2 separate regions of the Homo sapiens genome follow, and region 1 is linked to region 2. Evidence: read pairs that join two places in POLR2A ChIA-PET (ENCODE). Cell type or tissue: IMR-90. All regions are shown on one strand. Each heading gives the region's core, and the rest is flanking DNA. Links, peaks and the distances in the headings are about the cores only.

The links. Peaks named below come from ENCODE experiments on the same cell type or tissue, not always from the same donor. Only the 100,000 strongest peaks of a DNase experiment are listed, where the experiment ranks them.
Region 1: POLR2A ChIA-PET joins it to region 2 with 10 read pairs; 2 of 35 experiments call an interaction of 5 or more read pairs at or near these places.

Annotation. Positions count from the first base shown.
Region 1 is chr15:39,130,623-39,140,860 of GRCh38, forward strand. The region is part of intron 1 of LOC105370777 (a long non-coding RNA gene); the gene reads right to left. Among named protein-coding and RNA genes, the nearest start is that of LINC02915, 110 kb to the right of the region's middle. In IMR-90, for the core only: no CTCF peak of the experiment used is centred there; DNase peaks (open chromatin) are centred at 2,779, 5,599 and 9,529; H3K27ac peaks cover 3,527 bases.
Region 2 is chr15:39,024,851-39,035,088 of GRCh38, forward strand. The region is part of intron 2 of LOC105370777 (a long non-coding RNA gene); the gene reads right to left. LOC105370781 (a long non-coding RNA gene) reads left to right here. Exons shown (of 3, transcript NR_188221.1): 3 at 1-1,671. Among named protein-coding and RNA genes, the nearest start is that of LINC02915, 220 kb to the right of the region's middle. In IMR-90, for the core only: no CTCF peak of the experiment used is centred there; a DNase peak (open chromatin) is centred at 3,411.

The DNA.
Region 1 (10,238 bases), core at 1,568-9,567, 110 kb after region 2:
TCCCCTGGAAAAACAGACTAGTAAGAATCCTAGAGCAGCTACTGCCAGATGGGATGAAGAAACAGGAAGCAGCTGGATGCAGATGGCACGGGGGTTGATTGTTGTTGATACCCAAATGCCCCTTAAGGTTTGAGCCACTCATTCCCCCAGTTGCTGGAAGTGTCACTTCCTGATGGCTCACAACTTAGTCCCTTCTCAGGAATCCACCTTCATAAAAGGGAGCTGCCTCACTCAAGCTTGCACCTCCTTTCCAGGGGCAGCCAATGTCTAATGATTGTTTGATGAGGGGTTACAAAGGCCTGACCACCCGCCCCCACCTTTGCCTCCAGTTGAGACATCAACTCAATCACAGTTTGAATTCTTCCTCTGCCCATTCCTGCCTCCTTCACTCCTTACACAATCTGTTCCCAAACATACTCCACAACCACCTGCACTCAAATCTCTCTCACAAAGTCTATTTCCCATTGAATACAAAACCTTTACTCCACTCAGCAGCCAGGATGATCCTCAAATGTAAGTTAGGTAATGTCACTCCACATCATGGTTTCCCATCACTCTTAAAATCAAAGGTCCCTCCCAGGACTCACAAGCACCCGCCTCCTCTCCAGCTGCTCTTCTCCTTCCTCACTCCACTCTCTGGCCTTCTGGCTGACCCACCCTTGTCAAGCAGTCTCCCAGCTCAGGGCATGGGTGCTGCCATTCTCTCTGCCTGGAGTGTGCTTCCTCCAATACACAAATGGTTTGCCACCTCTCTTTATTCAGGTCTTTGGCTAGCTTCCACCTTTATCGGAGGGGTCTCCTTTGTTTATTCTAACAAAAGTATACTCTGTGCCTACCTATTTTGTTTTTCTGCATAGCCTTTACCACTACCTCACATTCTCTTATTAATTGCTTGATTAAAGAGTCTTTTGTCTTTCTTCCCCCATTATAAAGTAACATCCATGTAAACAAGGATTTTTCCATTTTTCCTGTTCTGTCCACTGCTGTGTCCCTCGTACCTAGACAGAACTATTTGTATTAGCAGGCATTCAGCAAATAGCTACTGAATTACTGAATAAATGTATAAAATAGCAGATGAGTAAACAGTATGTGGTGAGTCCACATATCCAAGTATACAGGTTTTCCCAAACAAAAGAGTAGGACAATCTAAAACATGCTGACAATGACCCTGTCACTAGTAGTACGCACTCTCACTCCAAACTTGGATGAATCACATTCATTAGGAGTGGCCTATTGCTGACTCAAATTTTTTAACGGTCCCCACAGGCTAATGAAGAATTCAAGTGGTTCAGTAAAAGCACAAAAGTCTTTAATAAGTCTGACGCCTTATTTCTGCAAAGTGTTGTGAAGGAAAGGATTGGATTTGGGTGCTTGGGGTTTTGTTTTTACTTGTTTCTTTTCTTTTCTTTTTTGTTTTTTATGACAATGCCCATCATATGCCTACACCTAGCAGTCAATAGATAGGACACGGGCCATTTTATCCAAAGTCTCATCAGCTACCACAGCAACAAGGTAAAGGGCACAGAAAGAGCTCAGATAGGTGCTACGTCACTCAGAGTTCAGGTAACATAACTGGAAATAGCTCCAGATATGTAAGAAGAGAGATTTCACACAATGGTGCTTGCACAATCTTTGGAAGGGCTGGAGGAGGAGAAGTCACTTTCTTCAAGGTAGCATCACCATAGTTACAGGGCTGAGACTGGAAAGAGCTGCTATGCTGCTTCCACTCTGGCCACTGCCCCAACTGTGTGACACCCACGGGTTGGCCACCTGGCTCTGGAATGTGGATTTCCACCTCCAAAAATGTTCTCCCTCTCCTGACCTTGCCCACTAGCCCCTATAGCAGCAGGAGACCCAGCTCCCTTAGGCGGTCCCTACATTGGTAGAATGCCCATTTCATTGGTAAAACTATATCACATCCAGAACCTCGTTGCACATTAGTCTGTGAAATGTCATTTTTAGTCTTCCAGATACAAATAGGTAAAATAAATGGTAGAAATGGATGTTGAGTGAAATAAGCTTTATCCAGCAAATGTGCCAACAGTGAGAAACTTCAAATGGGGCGGTCCTTTCCTTTGCAAGAATTAAGTTTAGTATTGGGATGGCTTTTTTGGAAGACAAAAGAAAGTCCCATGAACAGATAACAATAAATTCTATAATGAGTGCTTACTTTATACTTGGCGCAATACAAAGCATTTAATATTCATAATCGCATCTACCACATCTCCATGACTCTATGAAGCCAGTAGTTAGTAATATTATTTCCATTTTACAGATGAGACAAGGCCTAGAAAGTTTCAGAGGTGTGCCAAGGACATACAGAGAGTGAGGAGCAGAGCTGGGATATAAACTCAAGGCCAAAGCTTTAACCACTAGGCAACTTCACCCCCACCTCCAGCTTAAACCATGTATCATCATAGAAAACTCTTCACCACCTCTCTCTCTCTCTCTAGCTCTCTTGCTCTCTCGCTTTCTCACTCTCACCTTCATTCTTGCTTCCAGTATATAATCCCTTATATGATGCATGTATCCATACATTTACATATTCACTGTCATCAAGGGACTCTAAAACTCATACATATCATGTTTCAGCACTCTAAAAAGATTAGTTCATTTCCAAACATAGCTGCATAAAGAAGGTTTGAAAACTTCTCTGAGAAATGGCACAACTCTTTGGATAACAGAAATGGGATGGTGGGGAAATACCAGTATCCCTAGTAGGAAAACTTAAAAGACATTTCAAAATTCTCTTAGTCATGCATCAAGGAGTCTTGAGAAAGACCAGTCACCCCGGCTATTTTTGTTGCTGAGAAAATTTAAACACTTCTATATTTGTTTTGTGGTTTCCTAGGTTATCTTTTCCAGAGGTCATTCTGGATTGTGATTAAGTGAGAAGCAAGAGGGGGTTGGGAAGCATAGATGAAGTAGAATGGCAAGCACATCATCTTCCTGCTGAGAACCCCCTGCATAATCTTAGAAAGCAAAGTGGAAGGGCCTGGCATTGTTGAATTGAAGTCTACTTAGTATAGGTTCTTCCGTGCAACCCTCTAATTTAGTTCTCACAAAAATCTCGTCAAGTAGAAAGTACTGACTCTGAATGATGAGTAGACTAAGCTAAGGTTTAGTAACTTGTCCACCCTCACACTGATAGCAGGCCACAGGGCTAGGATTTGAACCCACATCTCTGGGTTCTTCTTCTCAAATCACCTATGCCCCACTACCTAGATTCTAGAATTTTCTTTGTTGAGATTGTCATTTCTGGTTTCATTATACTTTCAATTTAAAAATAGCCTGACCTAATTATTGTTATATATTTGTGTGAACCTTGCTAAGAATAAAGTTCAGTATCACCTGTGAAGCTGGATCAATGTTGGGGATCTTGTTTCCCAGAGGAGGAACATTTCTACCAGGGGACAGACACAGCAAGAGTTTTGTGAAACCTTAAGGTATGGTTCTCACCCAGTCACTCAGGTTCCTTGGCCAAGGGACCAGCAGGCAAAAAAGGAATCACCACCCTAGTAGGGTAAATGAACTTGATCACAAGGAGGAGATGGTGATGCTCTATCACAGTGGAGTCAGGGGAGATATATTTGGCACTTGGATGATCCACAGGGCATCTCTTGTCTCTCCTTTGCAATTTTGACAGTATTTGGACAATGACAGCATAGGGGCATGATGACCAGGGTCTAACAATCTACTGCTGAAGAAAACTTTATAGAATTATGAGGAATTAGCAGCAGTTAGAACAAACTATGACTGGGCACAAGAAAGTGCCACAGGAAGGGACAAGGAACACAGGACAATTGTCAACCTAGAAATGTTTTCTTCTGATTGTGGCAAACTTTGAGGATTTATGCTGAGGTCATCAGCATAAACCTTGGTCCTACTTGCTAATTTTAGTCATAAAGATGAAAGGAGGTTATAAAATCAGAATTGTTTCTGGACATTTCCGGAGCTTGCTATACATGTCCTTTTGATCTGCTTCAAAAACTAGAGGCATCAAGACCTCATGAGTAGTTCTGTGGCCTGTGCTTTCAGATCACCTGAACTCCCCTACCTGAATATGGTCCACACCTTCCTCACATTTAGATTCAGCCACCTACTATGGGAACTTGAAAAGCAGCTTAGGGTTTTGTTTACATCTAACAAGTAGTCTTTCTTGATGGTTAAGGTGACTGTTAAGGTTAACTGAGGGACAATGTGAAGTCAAACCTTCCCTCAAATACCTTTCCTATATGTTTCTCAAAAAGATAAGCTTACATTTAAAAAAAATGAATCAATGGCGAATGAATAAATGATGACTTGCTTTCTCATAGGCAGCCAAGAATACAATTCCTCAAGTCTCTGAGTTATATAACAAGGGGGAGGGGAGAACATAGTTTCCAAAGGGCCTCTATTCAATATTTAATGGATTTACTCATTCAATCATTATTTTATTTCATTCATTTGAAAAAAAACTACTATTTTCCAGGCATCATGCTACAGGCTAGGGATCAAATGCAAATATCATATAGTTGTATCCTTCAGAAATTTAAAACTGAGTGAAGGAGTCAGGTAATTTAATGTTTATAGCTTAAGTAGTTTAGCAGAAGAAGACACGAAATTCTAATTTCTGAACAGTATGGAGGATGAGGATTGGAGAAGGCAAAAGACAGAAGGCAGTATTTGAACTAGACAACATATAATAAATAGGTGATTGCTAGGTAAGGAGGAAGGGCTTTCCAAGAGAAGATGTCAAGCATCAAAGTTGTGGCTGGAAAGTAGATAGAAGTCCAGTAAGGTTAGAGCAGAGGGGTCATGAGTATGGAAGAGTGGCTGAGGGCGAAGATAGAAAACTAGGTGGGGTCACTGCATGAGGGGCCTCGAATACCAGTTTCAGTGTATACTGTTGATATTTGACGGGCGACATGGATTCATTAGGTGTTCTAAGCAGGAGAGTAACTGACAGTATACGCGCTCTTGCCTTCTGCATTCCTAACCTTTAGTGGCTCTCTCCTACCATGCTGGCTTCACTGCTCCTTTACTGCTCATGTTCCTCCTGATGTAGCCTCACTGTGGGTACTGCACAAGGTTTACTCTTACTTCTTTCTTTTTCCTGATGAATAATTCCTGCTTCCTAATCTACCTGTCAGCTCTCTGTTATTAACTCAAATCCTTATCATCTGCCTGCATCTTTTTTTTTTTTTTTTTTTTTTTGAAATGGAGTCTCGCTCTTATTGCCCAGGCTGGAGTTCAGTGGCCCATCTGGGCTCACTGCTACCTCCACCTCCTGGGTTCAAGCGATTCTCCTCCCTCAGCCTCTTGAGTAGCTGGGATTACAGGCACGTGCCACCACGCCTAGCTAATTTTGTATTTTTAGTAGAAACCATGTTTCTCCATGTTGGTCAGGCTGGTCTCGCACTCCCGACCTCAGGTGATCCGCCCACCTCAGCCTCCCAAAGTGCTGAGATTACAGGCATGAGCCACTGCGCCCGGCCATGTGTATCTTTTACTCATTTTCAGTCTATTTTTCTCATAACATATATGTCATCACCACTGGAATGTGTGATGGCTTTGGGATGTGTCAGCTTGGCTAGGCTGAACCACATTTCCCCGACTTTCCTTTCTAGTGTGTTTCTAGTTAGAGTTAGGCTACAAGAAACATTCTCTTTTGAGAGTTAGGGTGCAGGAGGGAGGCAGTGATGAAGACATGCACATTCTACCAGTGACTCAATCAAACTACCGTTTGAATTCTCCAGTAAGAGGAGATGTAAATAAAGCCCCAAATCAGTTGATTTTGAGTTCACCAAAAGAGAGATTATCCTTGGGTGCCTCACTTAATTAAGCAGAAGCCATTTAGAGAGGGACTAGGCCTTCCGTGAAAATCAGACACACCAACAGGCCAGCATGCTCCCCCTTCCCCTGGACCTTCCCTTCTTTTTGTGGACTTCAAGCATCAGCTGAAGCTCATGGGGCCTGCCTGCTTATGATAATCTCTTCCTGATGCCTGCTCTGTGGAATTCAGGCTTACCTAGCCAGACCTCACAATTGTGTGAGCTAATCTTACATAACAAGTAAATCCATATGTAAGTTTATATAATGTAAACAAAATATAAAATATACATATGTATACATACATATGTAAGTGTTAAGATATATAGATGTGATATATTGAGAGAGAGAGCTCCTACCAGTTCTATGCCTCTGATTGAACCCCAACTGATATAGAATATTCTACTCTCACTTTCAACTACTCACAATAAACTCATTATCCTTTTCCTCATTCTATACCAAAACCAACTCCCTTTTTCATATAATTCATGATACAATCTTTTCCAGAATTTGAAAAAAAAAGAAAGACGTTTCTTTCCTCTCATCTGTAGTATCCAGTAATCCCTAATTCCACACAGTTTTCCTTTAAGGTCTCTCCCTTCTATTCCAAACCAGTTTTCCCTTTTCTCACGCTGTGATGATTTTCCTTCTTCCTAAAGCTTTTCCCTGTCTCAATTCTCACCCTCTTTTAATGCAGTCTCTATGGAAAGACCTTTTTACATCTCCCTACATACTGCTCTATTTAAAAATGATCATACTATTGCCTACAAGTTAAAATCTTCAGTTGTTTTTGTCTGTTTTTAAGATAGCATTTAAGGCTTAACAAAATATTATTTCATAATTAATATAGAATAGTAGTCATAATACAATAAGCAATTCTATGTAAGGCACTCTGAGAAGTGGTTTTCACAAGTTATCGTCTTTAATTCTCACTATAATCCCATGAGACACGTACAATTATCCCCAATTTATAAGTGACAACATTGAGGCAGAGAGAGGTTAATTCATTCCCCAATTTATACATCCAGTAAGTGGTATATCTGGGTTTTGAATCTGAGCCATCAGATCCTAGAGCCCACCAATCTCATGATTCCTGATTTGAGTTCCACACTCTCAACTGACCTGGACTCTCACTGTTCTTGAATATAATTCTCATTTTCTAACCTGCTTATGTAATTTATCTCTCAAGGGACATACTTCCTCCCTGCTCTCTCACTATCCAACACCTGGGCTGGATTCAAGTCCTACCTTCATTCACCCATATCATAAGCCATGCACATTTCTCTCTCTCTTCATGACTTACTGCATTTACTGTTGTTTAACTGGTTGATTTGAATATCCCAACTCTCCACTTAGTCTGTACAGCACCATGTTTATGTTACTTCTATACAGCTAAGAAGCCCCCTCTCCCACAAATAGATGTTATTAGTACAGTTTTGAAGGAAGAAACAAACACACATAAACACTGTTATCTCTGGAACATGAACGTCAGATTTTTCAGATATATACCAGATAATTTGGGTTTCACTAATTTTTAGCGTAAACATTGAAAACTTCCTCAAGACAAGGCAAAAGCAGCATTCATTCTTTTAATTCAATGGTATCTAACCATGTGTGTTCTGACTAATTTGATAGGTTTATGAAAGTGCTGGAGATAAAAATGCAAAAATTCCCTAAGTGTGACAGACTTATTAGTGGGGTCCTTGCTGAACAATTTCATAGTCTTCACCCTTTGAAAATCATTTCAATCCAAAGAGGTTTGGGGGTATATTCGTGACCTTTTTCCAGCTTTTTACATTCCTCTGTGTGTGTTTGGTCTCCATTGAGATTTGATAAGAATTGTGTAGAGAGCGAAAGGAACATCGTCCCTGCCAGAAAAGCAATGTGCTAGGATAAATCTGTCCCAACTTTTTACAAATGTTAGTTGACTGACTATTGTTTCTACTGGTGTTAGTTGACTACAAATGTTAGTCAAATGAATATTGTTTCTCCTGGTTCTTTGTACATTCTTCCATTAAAGTATTTATCAAAATACCATTGGTTGTTTATACCTCTCTCTTTGAAGGACCACGTGTCTTTACTTATTTACTTTTAAGACAAGGTCTCACTCTGTTGCCCAGGCTGAAGTGCAGTAGTGCAATCGTGGCTCACTGCAGCCTCAAACTCCTGTGCTCAAGCAGTCCTTCCCACCTCAGCTTCCCAAGTAACTGGGACTACAGGTGTGTGTCATCATGCCCAGCTAATTTTTTTTTATTTTCTGTAGAGATGGGGGCCTCACTATGTTGCCAAGGCTGGTCTCAAATTCTGAGACTCAAGGGATCTTTCCACCTTGGCCTCCCAAAGTGCTGGATTATATGCATGAACCACCATGCCTGGCCAGAACCATGTGTGTTAATAATTTTTTTTAATGTCTAGCACACTCCCTCCAAAATGATTGCTAAGTGAATTAAAGGTGAAGAAAAAGAACTGTTTGATTAAATGTTCTACCTAAGCATAATAATCACTGATTTACAAGGTCAAGGTGTGAGTTTTTTCCTCACTCTTTTTTAATTCCTCAATTACAGGTATTCCCTTGTACCACTCAATGAGAAATGTTCTTTTGATTTGAGCAATGTAAAAGAGATCCTTCTGGTAAAGGAACTGTCCTGTATCTTGACTCAAGTGATAGAGACACAAACCTATGCATGTGATAGAATTACATAGGAGTAAATATACAAATGAGTATGAGTATAGGTAAGCTAGGGAAGTCTGAATATCTAGATAAGATCAATGGGTTGTGTCAATGCCAATATCCTGGTTGATATTTAATTGTGGTTTTGCACAGAACTTTTGCGAGTTGGGGCAAACTAGGTAAAGGGAATGTGGAAATTCTTTATATTATTTCTTACAATAGCTTGTGAGTCTACAATTGTCTCAAAACCATTAAAATAAAATGACAATTTATTTACTTACAAGAGGTTTCATAATGCCTTGGGATTGTGAGACAACTGAACATTAAGGGTGATTAATCAATGACACTGTTAACCCTTCAAAATCTCTTTTGGATATACAACTTGTACCCTAAAACTTAAAGTATAATTAAAAAAAAAAATCAAAAAAAAAAAAAAAAGATTTCCCAAAACCCAAAGTGACACAGAGAAAAAGATATGATAAAATGGCCCTTGGCTGGAATTTGCCTTGGAGCTACTTTCTGCTTTCTCTCCTCTAATATTTGCCACAGTGGCGTTGTTGCATACCATGAGGAAAATTGGATAGCAGGACATTCAAACATATTTCTGCATTCATTTTTTATAAGGCTATAGAGATATTACTGAAGTTTCCTTTTGTCTTTTGTCAACTAATAAGAAATATGTTTCCAAATCAGATGCTAAAATTCCAGGAAAATGTTTGATTCATGGTGGTGTTGGTTCATTTCCCTGTATAGTAATAATAATGTAATAGTAATAGTACTAATACTTGTTGTTTGTGTGGTTAATGTTGTCACTGTACTAGGGGCTTTCCACAGTCCAGAACCTGGTCAAAGCATTTGCTATTCAAATAAACTATTTTCCTGTGAATTGTCTTCAGTACCATGGAAACGCTATTACAGCCCCTCTAAACTGGGAATGGCTGGCATAGGAGCAGCCCCAGGAGGGTAAGGTCAGGACCACGCAGATGTGACTGCTGCTCTGCTCGCCCTGCAGTGATAAGAGCACAGCTGTGGGAAAGCCAGAGCATCTGTTGTGAGTCACCAAGTGCAAACAGGATGATAACAGAGTTAGGATCAGAAAACAACATACCTTCTGAGACACAGAAGGCAGCACACCACAGAACACTGGCTCCTTTCTACAGAAAAAGGAAACCAAGCAATGTTCCTTCAGCAAGTTGGCCTGTGCTCATGTGTCTGTTTCCTTCTGTTGGGTCTAGTTGGTCCCTATCAAAACAGAACCCCTTTCCTCTGAATTTGAGCTGACTTGAAGATAGGCTGGATGCCACTTACAGCATCTGTGGGGACTCCAGAAAGAGACTCCCTTCCTTTCCCTATAGCACTCCATATATGGCTATGGCATCCAGCCTTAAGGGATTGTGGTTAAGAGCAGATGCTGGCTTTCCTGGAATGGACACTGGCCATCGTTACTCATGAATCAAGCCTTCCTCTCTTAAGGGTGCTGGTCTTTTCTATATATAGATTGTTTAACTGGGGCTACATTTATCCCCTAGAAAAGGAGAGTTGCATATATAACAGTACGGATTTTTCCTGAATTGACCCCTAACTTACTAAGCTTCGGAACAAGCAATCTATTTTTCATGACTTAATTTTATAAAATTTACACATATATACATACACACACACATACGTGTTTTCACATATAACTCCATATATTTTAATACTATTTTTTCCTTCCCCACTACATTCCTACAAACATTTTTCTCCTTTTTTCAACTTA
Region 2 (10,238 bases), core at 1,594-9,593:
GTCACAGAATAAGGTTGGTTTAAAAAATTGTAAAGGGGAGGAGAGTGGAGATTCAAGCCTAGAGAGGAAGGCTGAATAAGAAGAAAGTAATTGTGAAGTCAACTGTAAAATATTTCCTGGGTCTCACCTGGTAAATCCACACGGGCTTCCTGAAAGAGGAAGGCTAGAGTTACTTTTGAGTTGCCTTTCAAATGATAAGCAGGGTCCTTGAGTAAACAGGAAATGAAAGACTCGAGAGAGTAGCTGAGGAAGGATGCAGAAGTGAAAAGGAGAGGGGAGCCATCAGCACCCCAGATTTAATTTGATGGAGAATTTTCTCTATTTGTTTATGTGTGTGCCCGTCTTTATTAGACTGTCTGTTTGCCTTTCAAGGGCTGGGACTGTGCCTCATTCACCTTCATATTCTAGTATAATGCAAGCTTAGGAAATTATTGTCTAAATACATACACTCAGACATAAATGGATGAGAGTAAGAATAAAGGCATAAGTGGTGGTATTTAGCAGCAGCCTTGGCTGTGAGCTTAAGACTGTTTTTTGTGACCTGCCATCTTCCTTTGCGCAACAACACAGCTCATGATGATGTTCCAGAGCATTTTGCCACCAGAAAATGAGGCTTGCTTTTGGTCTTTTGAAGGAAGACTGCAGTGAACAGTTAAATTGACTTTAAATTTAGCAGCATTGGGCAAGAATAGAAATGTTCTAATCCTGTCTCCTCCTACGGAATGTGAATTGTGGTCAAAGTAATATGTTTTTGCCTTCTGTGATTTCGATCAAATTTCATAGGCCAGACAGGGCGTAGGGAGCCAGGCTGCACAGCCACTCTCCCTGGTAAACAGTGTCACACCTCCCTTGGACAGCCCAGGGTACCATGTGTGCCCTGGCGTTACAGACACCTCACCAGGGCTTGTCTGTTCTCCCTGCCTTGTTTCTCAGCCCAGTGTTCATGTGGAGTTTGGCTTCCTCTTCTTAGAACTGGGAAAGGCAACGCTGTGCAGGTGTGAGAGGTACATACACATGCGCCCAGAAGATGCTGCCCCAGAAAAACATACCCAGGGCCTGTATTTGACTCAGAGTTTAAGGTCTTACTTTTCATTAGAAAATAAGATCACTAGCTCTAAAATTTCCACTGGGGAAGACTGGGTTGGCTTAGCAGGGCAGTGCTATCTGATGGGCAGCTGTATTCTATAAAGTAGATGAGGGAAGATGACAGAATGGCATGTCTGTGGGCAGAAAGCAGAAGGGAAATTGGCTTCCCTTCATAGGCCACTAAGGAAAGGGTTATCCAGTGGCCTGCTGGATTTGACACTATCTGCCTGCCACATCTGAGCTCAGCATTTTTGCTTTGACACGCATGGGTCATTCTACCCATTGAGCTTCAGCAATTCCCTATTACAGATGCTTATTGGCAACAGAATCTTAAGTCCAATAAAGGAGCAAAGAGATTTTACTTTGGAAGGAAATACTATGGATTCTTCAGTCATTCAGAGGCCTCACCTCCTCCCTTAATGAGTGCTCCCAATGTAAAGGTATAATGACTGGCTAACTAAATGCTTTGGGGGTATAGGAATGAGGACACACATCTAGAAAAGTGGATTTTAGAAGAAGAAAAGACAGTATAATGAAAACAAGTTTAAGAAAGAGCAAAAATAAAATTTGACTTATGTATATCAATTGTGATGAACTGTAATTATGCATTACATGGAACAAGTCTACACAATCAGATAAGAATTCTTCACTAATTTCCTCTTTATTTGTCTATGTCATAATCCACACTAGGGAAGAAACAACCTCTACTTTTTAAAAGTCACAAATATTAAGCCTATAAAAATATCAATATCTTATCAAAGTTTAGCTCAAATTTATACAGGAAAACAAAGGTTCATTCCAACCCACCTAGCTTCTTCTGATGGTTTATTAAGTAGTATTTAAGAAAATTGAGTCTCATATTATCTGGCCAAAAGATATTTTTCTTGCCTCTGTATTATTAAACAACACTTACTGAGACTATTCATCAGATGTCCAGATTAATCTTGACGGTGAAGAATACATGAACTCTATATGCAATCTTAAAAAGGAGTAATATAATATGCTAGTTTTCTCTTTCGTGTCCATTCCTCAAAACTTGATTATTATTAGGTTAGGCTCATCCTTTACTAATTACCTTTAGTTAAGATTTCTTAGTTTGCAAAAATTATTGAATTTATATTGACTTAACTGAATGAGCATTTGAAAACTGTCTCTCATAGTTCATCATGAGTACTGAATTGTTCCTCCTCTTTTTCTTTAAGTTTCTTCTCTTTACTACATATTTTTCCCCAACCAGTTATTTTTGTTGTTGTTATTTGCTTCTTAAAAATTCTGTGAGGCTTATTTTTAGAATATTTTATAAATCTGGCTATGTCTAAGAATGGCAAACTATGATAATTGATGTACTTAATATTTGCTAACACATGTCTATTCCACTGTCAATGAAAAGACTGTGCTTGCTTTGATCAAGAATTAGCCAAAATTTGGAACTCTCAGAAAGCTATTTATTTATTCCAGAACAAAGCATTTGGTTTGTACTACCATCAAAATATTCTAAGTGGCTAGTTACACTGGTAAAAAAAATAAGATATCTCTTTTGTTCAGGCCTTCAGAATTTTAACATCATACAAAATCAATAAAGCTCTTAAATGTAAATCTATGAAGATGAGACACACTGATTTCTTGGCTATTGTTTACTGAGGTGATTAAAAAAAGCCTTGCAGCCCAAACAGAATTTTATTTTCTCTGTCAATAAGAACAATATACTTCCATGGATAAGTATGTCATCTATGGAAGCATTTCAGATGTCTGTGTTGCAGATGCAGAAGTTATCTCTTGGGATTTCCCTGCACCACATCACATACTAGACTATCCATTGTAGGAAAAGATGGTTGGGTCGATTATAGGAGTTGTCCTTGGAATCAATTCCAAGCGCTCCAGAAACTTACATCTATAGGTCTGACTTAATGTAATTCATAATTGTCCCATGTTATAGGTCTGACCTAATGTAATCCATAATTGTCCCATGTTATTTTTTAAAATGTGGCTGATATAGATCTCCTAGAAAAAGGTCACATAATTAGAATTATTTCAGTATTTAATTTACAGGGAAATTCGGGGGTTCAAAGTAGTCAGGAGATGCTTTAAGTGAAAGACGTTGCCTAAGGCCGTTCTAGTAAGTATGATAACGGTTTGTAAAATCACCATCAGCTACATCGTCATTTGAAAACAGATTTAAGAAATATATATATACTCAAAGCACTGCACTAAAGGAAAACAGACCAAGACTAGTAATATTAATCCACTGTCATCCAGTTGGCTGGCCTACCTGCTACAGAAGCTGAGGCTCAGCTGGCCTGCCAATGGGCTTGAGCCCGTGGGGATCTGTGACTGTACCATGACTCACTGACCCTGCAAAAGCCAAACTGGCTCCGTTGTCTTTGTCCAGAGTCCTCATTTCAAGGCCTTGGCCTCTCTTGCCTCTTTACCAAGGTAAAAGGCAGCAATAAGTATGAAGAGTCAGACAAAAAAAAAAACACCAAGCTATAACCATCCATTTAATATCAAAATTAAACAAAGACTCATTAAAAATTTCAGTATTTAAGCAATTTGGGGAAAAATTGGCAGAAGAAGGTACATGAGCAAAGAAAGGTGTTTTCAAATAGAAGTTACAGAGCTTATTTTAATATGACCTCAATGATCTTCACATAATTTAACAGGAAATTTTATTCTAATTAGTTTGATTGAGCTCTATTTTTTAACAGTTTCTTAAAACTGAGAATTAATGAGCAAGAAAATAAAGTCTGCTCAAGTCTTTGGAACTTAGGCAATTCTTTCTTTCAAACTAGAGGGAAAGAATTGTTGAGAACAATATAAATCAGCATTTGGGGGATCTTTCGTCTTCCTGTGTTCCTTTATGATGGATGTCTCTAACCCCCAGGCCCTACCGGTCTGTGGCCTGTTAGGAACCGGGCTGCACAGCAGCAGGGAGCAACAGGGCAGGCATGTCAGCGAACCTTCATCTGTATTTACAGCCACCCCACATCACTCACCTTACTGCCTGAGCTCTGCCTCTTGTCAGGTCAGTGGTAGCATTAGAGTCTTATAGGAGCATAAACCCTGTTGTGAACTGTGCGTGCGAGGGATCTGTCACGATCATCACCCCTAGATGGGACCATCTAGTTGCAGGAAACCAAGCTCAGGGCTCCCACTGATCCTACATTATGGTGAGTTGTATAATTATTTCATCATTATATATTACAATGTAATAATAATAGAAATAAAGTGTACAATTAATGTGCTTGAATCATCCTGAAACCATCCCTGGCTGCCCTGGTGTGTGGAAAAATTGTCTTCTGCAAAACTGGTCTCTGGTGCCAAAAAGTTTTGGGACCACTGCTTTATAAGACCTTTTACTTACAAGAAGAGCCTGGTAAGAGTCTTTTTTGTGGACATTAAAAAAGTTTTATTTGTAGAAAATACTTTGTGTGAAACATAAGGAGAAATCTCTGTTCTCTCAAGAGCTTATTGGGGAAATAGACACGTGTAGTAATAAGGGAGTGAAGGAAGAGGAGTTAATATTAGCAGGGGTCAGAGCAGGAGTGGAAAGGAGGGTTCTATATGAGTTTGTCCGGAACCAACTTGCAGAATGATCCACTTTCCAAATGACCATTTCAAAAGTAAACAGAATTTACTTTTCTTCTAACTTTTATAGTTAGTTTTATTTTACCTTCTTCACTGCCATTTTAGGAATGCTTTATTTCTCTTTCCCAACTCTCTGCTGTAGCTGAATAATGAGGGGGAGAGAGAGAGGTAAAATTGAAGGGCATATGAGTGTAAAGTTTTGAATATAAGTAATTGACATTAATATCTTCTTCATTAAGTTGTTCATATTTTTAGAAGCTATATTCCCAAGAATTTTTATGTTCAAGAGCATGTTCCAAAAATATACTCTTAGTGAATATGTCATGGGTATACCTGTCAAATAAAGATAGATCCTGGGGGCCATGCTCCAAATTAAGTCAATCAGAGTTCTTCTCTGGGAACAATACACAGACAGCTGCTGAGCTGAGAGACTATAAATCTGGGACTGACAAAAGCCATTTCTCTTTTCCGTCTACAGACTAAAGCCAAACAGGAATAGACAGAAATGGATAAGGGATGGTGAGAGAGAGTCCTTAAGGAAATGAATTTGAGACCCTGGTTCTGGTAGTTAGTATCTACTTTGATCCTTTGAGTTGACAAGTTCTGGGAAGGGTCTGAGATTTTACTTTGCTTGCAAACTAACAAGTGAACTTGCCACAGTTTCATGGATACTAGTTGAAGACATGAAACTTGGTTCAGAGACAAAGGATGTTATTACTCACAACAATAGCAGTAGCCAGGGTGCCAGTGCCTCCAGTCCCATTTCCCACATGGTGATGTATAGAGGACCGAGAGACACTTGTACTCACAGTGAGTTGCATTACTGAGGAGGAATCCTGATTTTAGGAAATCCAGATTTTTATAATGGGCAGTAACCCTGTCCGTTATAAGCCTTTCTCTGTTCGAGTGACTGTTCACTATACAAACATCCTTTTAAAAAGTTAGTCATTGCCTCTACTCACAAAAAATTCAGAAACCTGAGAGAACCACGAAGCATTATCTCCCATCAGAGCTGTGGCTATATTTCTTTTCAGTTGATCTTCCTTAAGCTGGCTGAGCTGTGTTTATGTCACCGCCATCAAGAATCCTAACCAACACATGCTGTGGTATTAGGTCTTCCCTTTGGAGTGCTCCCTCCTAACCTTATTATGAAAGCAGGGTGATATAGGTTCATTGTACACTTTTTGGGGAAAAATATATGAAAAGCAATCACTTTTAAATTATGTGGGGGAGAGGACCTGCATCTAAGTTTCGGATCTGTTCTTGCTTCACAGCAGCTGATGACATTCCTTATATTCCTTTTTGGATGGAATGACAAAACACATATTTTGGGTTATATATTGTAAGAGGTATCAGCTGTTGTTCTCAGCTGACCAGTTTTTATAGACAGAAGATTAAGAAATTGCTGATGGTGTTAGCTAGGATCCCCTGCCCTCAACTTCCAATTGACTTGCCTTCCTTCTTATGAGTTTCTACTCATAAGACCTTGCCCTAAGTTTACTGCTAAATAATATCAATAATATGTCATCTGTCATCATGATTTAAGACAAATATCCTGCCAAAGTGTTTATACTAATACGAAATGCTATAAGAAATTCACAAAGCTTTTAGGAAGGAATCACAAAAAGTACTAACTTGAGACATCATGAGAAGTGCCAGGGAGATACTTAAGAATTAGAGAAAGCTGCTAAGCATTACCTACATCATACCATATCAGGTGGTTGCTTTAAAGCCATCAGAAATGGTCTATCCCCTAGGGAAAAGAGGTCCTACTTCTGTTCCTGGTGACTATACCATGTGCTCTTGAGGCTCTGTTCCATATCTATATTTCATGTGTCAACACAGTAGCTGACACACAAAGTGTTCTCAGTAACCATGTGTTTAACCAATGAATTAAGACTCTGCAAACAAACTTCCTAAAATAATGTGATCACTCACCCACCTTCTCAGGAAACTGCACAAATCCACGTGGGCAACCACTCACAAATAAAATCATCAGGCTCGAATTATTGTTCATGCAAATCGCCATTTAAAAGAAAAAATGGCTAAAAAAGAATTTGCTTACAGGGAGACTTTTCTCACTTCCAATAGGATTTCCTAGCAACAAACAGGGGTCCTTTTCCCTTCATTTGTGTGTGGTTGTGCACGCTGTGTTTGCAGTGATGGGGAGAAGTTTGGGGAGGCGGGGGACTGGAAAGGGTGGCTCATCCTCTCTCCGGAGGCAGCTGCTTTCTCCATTAGCGGCTGGTGCAGACTTCTTCATATCCCTCTGCAGTGGAAGGGCAAGCAGCTGGAATGTCAAGCCCAGACTTAGTCTGAGAAAATAAACTCCCATCTAAGGACACATGTGAGGTTACTAGTCCTTAACTGCCCTGGAAACATTTCACTCTATGTTTGCCTTTGTATTGGAAAATGTGGGGAATATATATGTCAACTGTTGTTCACTGTGGGCATTTTTCTTCCTCTTCTCTACTGAAAGCAAGTGTAGCCAGGTCAAAGAGAGAAAGTTACCAGTGAATACTATAGATAATTCATTAAAAGTGTGATTTTAGCTATATTGTGGATAATAACAGTCAGCTTTTTCACTGTTAGAAAAGGAGATTAAAATTAGGAAAGGAGTAAGGCTAGAATAAATCCTATGGTATTGGATTGGACTTGAAGGTCTCAGTATGAACTCTTGATTTTATATACAGAAATAGATATACATATAGTTATTGATACAACTACATGGTATCTATATTTTTTTCTAGATATGTTTATTAAGATAGCCTAGCAGCAAAAATCAGTATACTTAATGCCCATATTTTTGTTTCTATACATAATTCCTCAAAAAGAACCAGAGGTCCTTGGAGAAATGTTTGATTCCAGGGTTGTGGCATGGAAGGTATAACATGAGCCTGGAAAAATGTATTGTGTCAGAAATCAGGAAGAACTGAAAGGATGACAGGGAAATGTCAGAAGAATATAGGAGCCAATTTGCAGGGGCTCTCACTGGCCAAATCTGGGACAATTTGAGCAATAAAATGAGAGACACACAGAGAAATAATCTGAAGAACAAAACAAGTGTGGCAAAATGTTAACGTGAGGAATCTGGTTGAAGGGTGTCTGGACATTTTTGGCATTAGTTTTGCAACTCTTTTCAGCATGAAATTATTTCAAAATAAAAAATTAAACATATGTAAAAACAGTGGTGGGGGAGGGAGATAAATGAAACAAGATGGACAAAATATTGATAATTAGGGTATTAGGTATTTGGGAGGTTATTCTATTATATTCTCTACTATTATGTATGATTGAGTCTTGTTCCTAATGAAAAGTAAAAGTAATTTTTTAAAACACTCATGCAATTTTAGTTTAAGAAGATCTCTTATTTCTAGCCTTATGGTATAACCAGCCCTTGTGCATGATTCATGGCAGTCACAACAACCTGTTTTCTCTGCTTCTTGTCTTAAGTCTTCCTTCCACTGCAGTCTATCCCATCATTACCAACCAGAAAAGTAGTACCTTTCTCCTTGAAAAGTATATATAAAACATATACCTTTTAATGTTTGATCCCTTCTCTAGCTCATAAATCTTTTACTCCCTTCCCATGCCAACAAGAGAAACTTTGAGCTTTCCTTTCTAAGCTTTAAAGGTTCTCTATTATTAGGTTCTGACCTATTTTTGCAACCTCATCTTCCAAATTCCTGACACGAATATTCTTCTTCATTAAACAGTTCTTTCTTTGTCCTGTCCCAAAGGTCATTTGGGTATTCTCACCTCTAAGTTAGCTGGTCTGAAAATATGTCTGTAACCCTCCTTTAAAATAAAATCATCACTATCCTTTCTGATGGCTGGTAGGAATGATGGGGTATGGGTTGTTTCAAAGAGTTGGGCTATGATCATTCCTCCACCAGAACTGGCTGTTTCTTTTGCGGAATTTCAGCCTGGGAATGGGTTCTTGAGGCTTCTGGAGTCCCTGGTAGGAAGTGGGCTAGATTGGCCGGTGGCTGTATATATTTTCTCATCACTAATGTGTGTGTGTCTGTGTGTGTGTGTGTGCATGCACATGTGTGTCTTAGTAATGCCCTATTCTACAGTAATGCCCTATTCTACAGTGAGCCTTCAGGAAATTTCACTAACTCGAAAACATCTCATATATTCTTCCCCTATTCCCTTAATCTTTACTAAACATTTGTCTGGTTCTCCCAATTCTCTTCAAAGAGTCTTAGACATATGATGTCACTGGTTAGATTGCACATTGTTAGCATGTAAATTTGTGGGGAGGATCCCCTCTCCCTCCTTTAATATCCTACAATGCATTCCTTATATCTTTGGCAATAATCTGAATAATATAGAAGTTTATGTTTGTTACCCAAATCATCTATTGTAGTGATTTTCACATGTCTCAGAGCAAATGTTTACACAAATAGGTGTTTAAATATTTACTAACTGATCTGCAGAAATGAGATTGTTTATTCATAAGTGCTCTGATCACACTGCCCTAATGCAAGAGAACTTGGACAACTTGGAAGTAATTAAGTAAAAGGAAAGATATAGAAACCTGCTTAGAAACTCATTTATCTCTTTCCACATTGTTGACAACTTCCAAATGCCTGAACACCATGCCTTTTTCAGGATCTCAATACTTACTTTCTGTGCTAATTCCAGTCACCTCTATATTTCAGTTACTGTTAAACCATGTCCAAAGTACGTGGATTCTACAGCCAGGTTTTAATAACTTTATATTCCTCCACCTCCCATTCCATAATACATTTTGTAGGTAACTTATCCAACTGCCAACTGGTTGATCTCTTTACATGCTTAGCCTATCACCCATGGTCACTTTTTAACAGCTTCATGGAAGTCTTCTAAATTCTGATCATTTGTTTTGAATTCTTATGGAACACTTATTCTTCATAAGGACAATGGTCTTGTTCTACTCCAGTCTCTTATGCTACATTATCTTAGAATGCCACAGTGATAATAACCAGTACTTATATATGCTTGCTATGTGCCAGAGCCTATTCTAAATGCTTTACTTGAATCAATGCATTTAAGTCCATTTTCATTTTCTTAGTCTTTCATCTGACTATCCTCTGAGATAAACCTCCTCAGAAATATTTTGGGCAGTCCTGTGACACTCATTTGCCAGAGAGCAAAAGCTAGAATTGGAAATATAATGAGCCAAGTCCGTGGTTTGGTATGGCAGTCACTGGCGATTAAACAAAGAAAAAAATTAAAGAAATGCTATTTCTATCATAAAAAACAATCTTTTCTGAAGTTCCAAAGAGAAAAACAATTATGACACTCCCAAATACTTTGGTGGTTGGAAAGCAGAAAGTAGAAAATGGCTTTTAAAAAATGGGCAAAATACATCTTGCAGCCATATTACCAGTGGCTTTAAATGGAAAGAATGACAGGCCAACGTGGGTACAGGGCTAGCATTTCATCTCAAAACCTTTTTCAATTCTGTGGTCACAAAACAGTTCCAGAAAAAGCATCCTCAGAACCTGGTCTAATGCTAAATAAATACTGCACATTTTATGGTTTCAGATCTAGGGCCCAGGAAACACAAGATTAAGCAA